Regions from separate parts of the Homo sapiens genome. Here region 2 is linked to region 1. The links are chromatin contacts, found by Hi-C or POLR2A ChIA-PET in ENCODE. All regions are on one chromosome and are shown on one strand. Each heading gives the region's core, a stretch centred on a gene start or an enhancer-like site at or near the end of the contact. The rest is flanking DNA. Distances are from core to core; before and after follow the strand shown.

Region 1 (4,646 bases), core at 1,415-3,914:
GTGAGACTTCGTCTCAAAAAAAGAAAAAAAAAAAAAAAAAGACTTCGCATCTGCTTGGATTAATCTCTCAAGAAATTGTGATGACCCCAAACCAGTGGTTCTCAAAGTGTTAGCCCTAGGGAGCTGGAGAGAGATGCAAAATATAGGCTCCACCAAGATTAAACCATAAAACTCTGGAGTCCCCTCACACACACACAATCTGTGCCTTAACCAGCTCTCCAGGAGACTATGACTCTCAGTCAAATGTGAAGAATCCTTCCCTAAACCTGTAACCATGAGACCTTCCGCTGTAATTCATTTACTGAACACCCACTAGGTGCTAAGGACCAAGCCAGGTGGTGGTATTTCAGAAAATGAGGACACATTTGAAGAGCATCCACAGTCTAATGAGAGCCAAAATGAAGTATACAAATATGGCCAAAATAAGGCAGGATGTGGTATAGGACAACGCAAAATAATCCATTTCCCACCCCTCTCCCCAGGCCCTACCCCTCAGGTCTTCTTTTGCCATGAAAAGACATGGAAAAACCAAGCCTCCCCAAATCCCCAATCCTGGTATTGCAGACTCCTTAATCCCAGGTGCCTTCTCGAGAAGAGTGGTCCTTACCCTGAGGCTTGGCCGGAGTAGAAATGCTCCCCTGAGGCCATAGCCAGTGGCTCTCAGAAGCTTGGCTTTATCTGGGATTTGCACTCCAAAAGTTCCCAGGAGCCATCAGCGTGCCACAGCACATCACAACAATGCGCTCCCAGGCAGGGTCACTCCCACAGGCCCCTGCCAGACTTGCAAGCAAGGGTGCAGAGGCAGACATAAACACCCACACAGACAGTTGGCCCCCTGGCCTCCCTTCCTCCATTCTCAAGTTACAAGGTTAAAAGCATCCAATTCACAGCCAAGGGGGAGGGCTGGGAAGGGGGTTGCTGAAGCAGTGAACCATCTGGTTCAGATCAAGATTGCTCCTTCAGGAACCCACATAACTCCTAGAGCCTCCTGTCCCTCCTTTCCTCCACCCAACCCACTGGGAAACTGGGGATTGGGGTAGAATGGATGACTATCCCCCTCTGCCCCCCCCGCAAAAAAAAAAAAATCTGAAGAGGACAAAACAAAAAACCTGAATAATACAGGCAAATCTGTGCCACCTCTCTGAGCCCTCGTTCCCTCTAAATCCTGAGTCCCACGACTAAACTTGAGATCACCGCCCACATACTCTGTGCCTTCCTCCACAGAGAGATCAGGGCAGCCAGCAGGCATCCCTCCCTGAAAGGGCAACCCCTCCAAAGTTAGCAGCAGAAGCAAGATGAAGCTTAGGGGTGTGGTCTCCCAGACTCCTCTTATGCCACCATCTCTCTAAAAACCAGCGATACCTTCCACCTGAGAAGGGCTTCAGAGCCCACCAGGCAAGGAAGGGGTGGCCAACCAGCTTCCAAACATCCGTCCCAAAGACGAGGCGGGAGTGTGTTACTGGCCAGAGGTCCCAGAGTGCCCTGTACTCCCCCGGAGGCTTTGACTGAAAAGAGGCCCCAGGTCCCTGCCTGCCCCCAGCACCTCTCTAGCCCCTTTCTCCAACACCACCTTTGACTCAATCCTCCGCTCCTTTACGCAGCTGTAAAGCAAGAGGGAAGATGGGAGACGGGAGATGGATGCAGTTGGCAAAAGATAAATCGAAAGGCTAACTTGAGCAAGCAAGCAATTGGTGCTGACTCCTCTACAGGCAGAGGGAACCCGGAGTGGGTTATGCGAAGGAGGGAAGGCCAACAGGAGCGGCAGGAAGCTAAGGGGAGACTCAAGTGAGCTCAGCCCAGAGCTGTAGCAGGGGGTGGGAAGTTTGGTCCAGTCACAGGGGAATGACTGGGGGTAAGAAATGACTTCCATTCCAAGGCAGAGAAGGAACAGGAGAGAGGAGAGACGAGGTTCAGACCAGCCTCCACGGGACTGGCGCTTTGGCCAAGTTTCTGGCTTCAGCCGTGCCTCAGTTTCCCCAAAGTAGGAAGGTCGAGCCGTGAGAACTGGGCCACTGAGGATGGTTAGGGGGCAGTGCCAGGTAGGGGAAAGATCACAGGGGAGAGAGGAAAGAGGAGCTGATGGGGCAGACAGGCTCTGGCCAAGAGTGGGGCCGGGGTCTCCCAGGTGGAGCAGAGGCCGGGAGACCCAGGGTTAGCGGTACGAACTAGGGAGTGGACTGGAAGTCGGGACCAGGGCAGAGAGCTCTTCCGAGGGCTGGGGCTGGGGCTGGGGTTGGGGTTGGGGGCTGCCGGCAAAGGAGCGGAGCGGGAGCCCTGGGAGGCTGGGAGCGGCTGGACGTGCAAAGCAGAAGGCGGGGATCCGGAATGAGGCCAACGCGCGCGGACCCCCGCCCACACGAGGGAGCCCGGCGCCCCGACCCGGGGGAAGTTGCCGGGCTGGAACGGGCCGGTCTGGGCCGCTGGGCCGCGCCAGCTGCCCGCGCAGGGGAGGTCTGGGCAGCCGGGGGCCCGGGGCGCTCTGCATCCCGCCCGCCCTCATCCCACCCGCGCACCTCAGTCAGCGCCCGGCGCCGCGCGGGCCATGCTCGCCGCTCCGGCCGCCGCCGCCGCCCGCGCAGAAAGCCGTCGCCGCCGCCGCCGCCGCCGCCGCCGTCGTCCGGACCCGTTAGCTCGCAGCTCTCTCGTCCGCCCGCCGTGGGCTAGTCCCGCCCTTGCCTGGCCCAACCCTCCCCGAGCGCCGCCGCCGCCGCCGCCTCAGCCCGGCCCCTCCCCCCACCCCTGCCCGGCTTGAAGGGAAGGGTGGGGGACAGGGGCGACTGCCCCCACCCCATTCACATCCTCCCCGTCTCTCCCTCCCTCCGCCCCCCGCACGCGCGCCGGCATGCTGGGATATGGAGTCCAGCGGGCGCTGGGTCGCTAGGGGCGCCCCGCATCCAGGACTACATCTCCCAGAAGACAGCGCGCGCATCCCAGGGATTGTGGGCTTTGTAGTTTCGCTAGGGCTCAGGGGGTCCGCCGTGCAGGAGGGGAGACGGAGGGGGATGGGAAGTCTTCATTCTCAGAAGGCCGGGCTCCAGCGGCTGGAGCAGACGGCCCCGAGCCGGGTTGGATACGTGGGTTCCTAGGGAGGTGCACACTAGCCGAGGACGCCTCTCAGATGCTGCTGTGGCCAGCTGCTGACGAGCCCGGCCGGAGGGCACTGTTCCCACTCGCGCTCTCAAAGAGCCGCGACCTGAGGCCAGCTTGGCTTCACGCCCGGGCTCTGAAAGCCCGAGCTGCGGTGGGGCCGCTGCGCCCTGGCCTGAGGGGAGAGAGACCCCATCAGCGGTGCGAGCGGGGGTTTGGCCTCGCTGGACTTTGTGTTCCCCACCTAGGAAAAGAGGAAAAGGGGGCAGAGTGTCTATTGGTTCCTCATCCACCGGGGCATCTCCCCCTTGCAGGCTCTCTCTTAGATGCCCGTAGCTTCCTGCTGTTGAGGGTAAAGTGAATGCATTTTAAATATTTGCCATGTCTTTTATTAGCCCATCCTTTCCCTAACTTCCGCACCTATTTCAAAACCTTTATGAAACTCCAGGTAGACTGCAGTTTCGCCCTCCAACAGGCTGAAGTGAGGCTGAAGTGGTTCTGAATTTTTGGTGTGTATGGGATCCTCTTGGCCAGCTTGTTTAAACGCAGATTGCTGCCCCCACCCTCAGCTTCTGGTTCTTTTAGCTCTAGGGCAGGCCCCAGAATTGGCATTGCTACCCCGTCTCCAGGTGTTGCTCATGCTGCCGGTTACTACCTTGATAACCTGATAACCTCTGCTGTTGGTGTTTGCTGCTAACACACCGGTATCCTCTTTCAAGGATGGCCCTTGTGTGGGATAATTAATAATGGCCCTGAAGAGCCAAACCCGGAAAGGCAGGGTCCCAGTCTAGTCCCCTTTAGCACAGGAACGCTCTTTGTTTTTGCTCAAGGTCTCACTGTCGCCCAGGCTGGAGTGCAGTGATGTCATCACGACCCCAGCACTTTGGGAGGCTGAGGCAGGTGGATCACATGAGGCCAGGAGTTAAGACCAGCCTGACCAACATGGCAAAACCCTGTCTCTACCAAAAATGCAAAAATTAGCTGGGTGTGGTAGTGCGTGCCTGTAATCCCAGCTACTTGGGAGGCTGAGGCACGAGAATTGCTTGAATCTGGGAGTTGGAGGTTACAGTGAGCTGAGATCATGCCATTGCACTCCAGCCTGGGCAACAGAGTGAGACTCTGTCTTAAACAAAAAAGGGCCAGGCGTGGTGGCTCACACCTGTAATCCCAGCACTTTGGGAGGCTGAGGCAGGTGGATCATGAGGTCAGGAGTTCAAGACCAGCCTGGCCAAGATGGTGAAACTCCGTCTCTACTAAAAATATAAAAATTAGCCGGGCATGGTGGCAGGCGCCTGTAATCCCAGCTACTCAGGAGGCTGAGGCAGGAGAATCACTTGAATCCGGGGGGATGGAGGTTTCAGTGAGCCAACGTCGCGCCACTGCACTCCAGCCTGGCCGGCAGAGCAAGACTCCGTCTCAAAAACAAACAAACAAACAAACAAACAAACAAAACACCGGCAGACTCTCAACACAAGTGATTTTACCCACCCTCCTCCCTCCACATTAAAAGGCTTCTACAGAGGCGGGTCACAGTGGCTCACGCCTGTAATCGCAGCACT
Region 2 (4,241 bases), core at 436-2,935, 35 kb before region 1:
AGGCATGTGCCACCACACCCAGCTAATTTTTTGTATTTTTAGTAGAGATGGGGTTTCACCATGTTGGCCAGGCTGGTCTTTAACTCCTGACCTCAGGTGATCCACCCGCCTCAGCCTCCCAAAGTGCTGGGATTACAGGCATGAGCCACTGCGCCTAGCCATGGAGTATTTCTTATGTTTATTCTGTAAAGAGCACAAATACGATATATACTACTTTGAGTCTATGATGCATTTCGTAGTAAAATCTAAAATGCTTTTAGGTTAAAACATGTTTTATTAAAGCACTACTCTGGCTGTTGCGTAAGACTAGCAGGGAGACCAGAAAGGAACTGTTGCAATATCCCAGGTGGTGGAGGTGGTGAGAAATGGCTGGATGTACTCTGAAGGGCTTAACTAGTAGGGTAGTTGGAGGGTACAAGGAGGGGGCCCATGGGGAAGGGAAGAGGGGAGCAGGGTGGGAAGAGGAAGACAGGAATCAGGGAGATATGGAGGCTGTGGCCTGAGCAACCTTGTGGATGGGGCTGTCATTCACTATACAGAAAAGACAGAAAATTAATGGGTTTGGCTGAGAAAAAACAAAAGTTCTGGTTAAATTTAAGATGTCTTTTAGGCCAGCTGTGGTGGCTCATGTCTGTAATCCCAACATTTTGGGAGGCCAAGGCGGGAGGATCACTTGAGGTCAGGAGTTTGAGACCAGCCTGGGCAACACAGCAAGACCCCATCTCCACAAAAAAGTAAAAACGTTGGGCATGAAGGCTCATGCCTGTAATCCCAACACTTTGGGAGGCCGAGGCGGGCGGATCATGAGGTCGGGAGATTGAGACCTTCCTGGCCAACATGGCGAAACCCCATCTCTACTAAAAATACAAAATATTAGCTGGGCGTGGTGGTGGGTGCCTGTAATCCCAGCTACTCGGGAGGCTGAGGCAGGAGAATTGCTTGAACCAGGGAGTCAGAGGTTGTGTGAGCTGAGATTGCACCACAGCACTCCAGCCTGGTGACAGAGTGAGACACTGTCTCAAGCAAACAAACAAACAAAAAAGTAAAAACATTAGCTGGGCATGGTGGCAGGTGCCTGTAGTCAGTCCTACCTACTCAGGAGGCTTAGGCATAAGGATCACTTGAGCCCAGGAGTTCAAGGTTGCAGTGAGCCGTGATCATGCCATGGCACTCCAGGATGGGTGACAGAGTGATACCACAACTCGAAAAAAAAAAGAAAGTTTTTTAGACATCCACATGCAGTTGGAAACAGGCAGTTGAACACACCTGTTTGAAGCTCATGGGTGAGGTCAGAGTTAGAGGGATATATCTGAGAGTCATCAGAGTACAGTTCATTCTTAAAACTACAGGACCAGAAGAAAAGATCTAGGGAGGGTCTACCACAGACAAGAGTAGGCGGCTCAGGACAAAGCCTGGGGTACTCTGCTGTCTGAAAGAGAAGCCAGGAAAGAAACAGCCAATGAGGCAGGGGGAAAAACAGCCCTGCATCTGGGAAGCCAAGAGAAGAAAGTTTCGAGAATGAAGGAGGAATTAACAGTGTCAAGTGTTTGAAAAAGTAAGGCGAGGACTGAGAACTGACCACTGGATGGAGGGCAGTGGTGACCTTCACAATGACTGATCCAGGGGTATTGCGAGGCTCAAGCACAGGAAAAGATGCTCAACGTCATTAATCATCAGGGAAATGCAAATCAAAACCACAATCAGATACCACTTCCTGCCCATCAGGGTGGCTGTAACCAACAAGACAGATAATAACCAGTGTTAGTGAGGACGCAGAGACATTGGAACCCTCAGACTTTGCTATTGGGAATGTGAAATGGTGCAGTCGCTTTGGGCAACAGTCTGGCAGTTCCTCAAAAGATTAAATATACAGTCACCATAATATATGACTCAGCAATTCCACTTCTAGGTATATACTCAAGAGAAATGAAAACTTAGGTTCACATAAAAACTTGTACACATGGCCGGGCACGGTGGCTCACACCTGTAATCCCAGCACTTTGGGAGGCCAAGATGGGCAGATCACGAGGTCAAGAGATCAAGACCATCTGGCCAACTTGGTGAAACCCCATCTCTGTTAAAAATACAAAAATTAGCTGGGCATGGCTGGCGTGCGCCTGTAGTCCCAGCTACTCAGGAGGCTGAGGCAGGAGAATCGCTTGAACTTGGGAGGCAGAGGTTGCAGTGAGCCGAGATCGCACCACTGCACTCCAGCCTGGCGACAGAGTGAGACTCCATCTCAAAAAAAAAAAAAAAACACCTCATACACAAATGATTTATAGCAGCATTATTCATAAGAGTGCCAACATGGAAACAACTCAAAGTTCCATCAACCAATACATAAATAAACAAAATGTGGTATATCCATACAAGGGAGTATTATTCAGATATAAAAAGGAATCAAGTTCTGGCACTGCTACAGCATGGATGAACTTGAAAACCCTGTGCTAAGTGAAAGGAGCCAGGCACAGCCTGGTGCGGTGGCTCACGCCTGTAATCCCAGCACTTTGGGAGGCCGAGGCAGACGGATCACGAGGTCAGGAGATCGAGACCATCCTGGTTAACATGGTGAAACCCCATCTCTACTAAAAACACAAAAAATTAGCCGGGCATGGTGGCGGGAGCCTGTAGTACCAGATACTCGGAAGGCTGAGGCAGGAGAATGGCATGAACCCGGGAGGCGGAGCTTGCAGTGAGCCGAGATTGCGCCACTGCACTCCAGCCTGGGTGACACAGTGAGACTCCGTCTTAAAAAAAAAAAAAAAAAAAAAAAAAAGGAAAAAAAGGAATAAGGCACAAAAGGCCCCATGCCAGATGATTTATGTAAAATGTACAGAATAGGCAAATCCATAGAGACAGACAGTAGATTACCAGTTGCCAGGGGCTGGAGGATAGAGAAGAATGGGGAATGACTGCCAGTGGGTTGGAGTTTTCTTCTGGGGTGATGTTCCAAAATTGTTTGTGGTGAATAGGTTAAAAGCCACTGACAGCCAGGCGCGGTGGCTCACGCCTGTAATCCCAGCACTTTGGGAGGCCGAGGCAGGTGGATCACGAGGTCAGGAGATCAAGACCATCCTGGCTAACATGGTGAAACCCCGTCTCTACTAAAAACACAAAAAAATTAGCCAGGCATGGTGGCGGGCGCCTGTGGTCCCAGCTACTCAGGAGGCTGAGGCAGGAGAATGGCGTGAACCCGGGAGGCAGAGCTTGCAGTGAGCCGAGATCATGCCACTGCACTCCGGCCTGGGCAACAGAGCAGGACTCCGTCTCAAAAAAAAAAAAAGCCACTGACTTGTATGTTTCAAAGAGATGAACTGCATGGTGTGTGAATTATAGCTCAATAAAGGTGTTACAACAAAAAGAGAGAATGGTGCTGGGCGTGGTGGCTCACCCCTGTAATCCCAGCACTCTGGCAGGCCGAGGTGGGCAGATCACCTGGGGTCAGGAGTTCAAGATCGGCCTGGCCAACATGGTGAAACCCCATCTCTACTAAAAATAACAAAACTTAGCTGTGGGTGGTGGCAGGGCCAACATGGTGAAACCCCATCTCTACTAAAAATAACAAAAATTAGCCGGGGGGTGGTGGCAGAGGCACCTGTAGTCCCAGCTACTAGGGAGGCTGAGGCAGGAGAAATGCTTGAACCCAGGAGGTGGAGGTTGCAATGAGCCGAGATTATGCCACTGCACTCCAGCCTGGGCTGGAGTGGGGGGCCAGGCACAGTGGCTCACAGCTGTGATCCCAGCACTTTGGGATGCCGAGGGTGGCGGATCTCCTGAGGTTAGGAGTTTGAGACCAGCTTGGCCAACATGGCAAAACCCCATCTCTACTAAAAATACAAAAATTAGCTGGGTGTGGTGGCATGCGCCTGTAATCCCGCTACTTCGGAGGCTGAGGCAGGAGACTCGCTTGAACCTGGGAGGTGGAGGTTGCGGTGAGCCAAGATCGTGCCACCGCACTCCAGCCTGGGTGACAGAGTGAGACTCTGTCTCAAAAAAAAAAAAGGAATGGGATGTAAGAGAGTGGAATGTGGAATGGGATTCAGCTGAGAGATGGTCTAGAATGTGTGTACACTGATGGGAATGAATTATTAGAGGGGAAATTTATGATCCAGGAAAAAGAAGTGAACAGAGGAACAAAGGCCGGGAGCAGCACGAGATGATGGCATCGAGTGTCGTCCTGGAGGGGGGCTACCTGTGGGACAGGTGGCAAAGCCGAGCAAGCGGCACAGACAGTGAGGAGT

Evidence for each region. Hi-C counts contacts between places; a loop is a spot of excess contacts on that map. ChIA-PET counts read pairs that join two places held with the same protein, here RNA polymerase II (POLR2A). Pooled maps may share reads with other maps.
Region 2: a loop to region 1 is called in a map of CD14-positive monocyte, with 5 times the contacts of the local background. The contact joins the enhancer-like site here to the promoter of ST3GAL2 in region 1. A Hi-C loop is called at or near these places in 31 of 168 maps with a recorded cell type or tissue (A673, B cell, CD14-positive monocyte and 21 more), 37 of 37 single-sample maps with no recorded cell type and 26 of 50 pooled maps. POLR2A ChIA-PET finds 5 or more read pairs at or near these places in 28 of 52 experiments (A549, A673, AG04450 and 24 more).

The regions. Positions count from the first base shown.
Region 1 is chr16:70,436,436-70,441,081 of GRCh38, forward strand. ST3GAL2 (ST3 beta-galactoside alpha-2,3-sialyltransferase 2) reads right to left here and starts at 2,665. Exons shown (of 7, transcript NM_006927.4): 1 at 2,514-2,665. RefSeq lists an enhancer at 617-796 and silencers at 2,337-2,536, 2,637-2,816.
Region 2 is chr16:70,402,791-70,407,031 of GRCh38, forward strand. The region is part of intron 1 of ST3GAL2 (ST3 beta-galactoside alpha-2,3-sialyltransferase 2); the gene reads right to left. Among named protein-coding and RNA genes, the nearest start is that of ST3GAL2, 34 kb to the right of the region's middle. RefSeq lists an enhancer at 1,872-2,041. Within about 2 kb of position 1,686, at least 10 of the 41 ENCODE cell types and tissues checked have a DNase peak (open chromatin) inside an H3K27ac peak, as active enhancers do; they include A673, CD14-positive monocyte, CD4-positive, alpha-beta T cell and 4 more, where a contact is called at or near this core.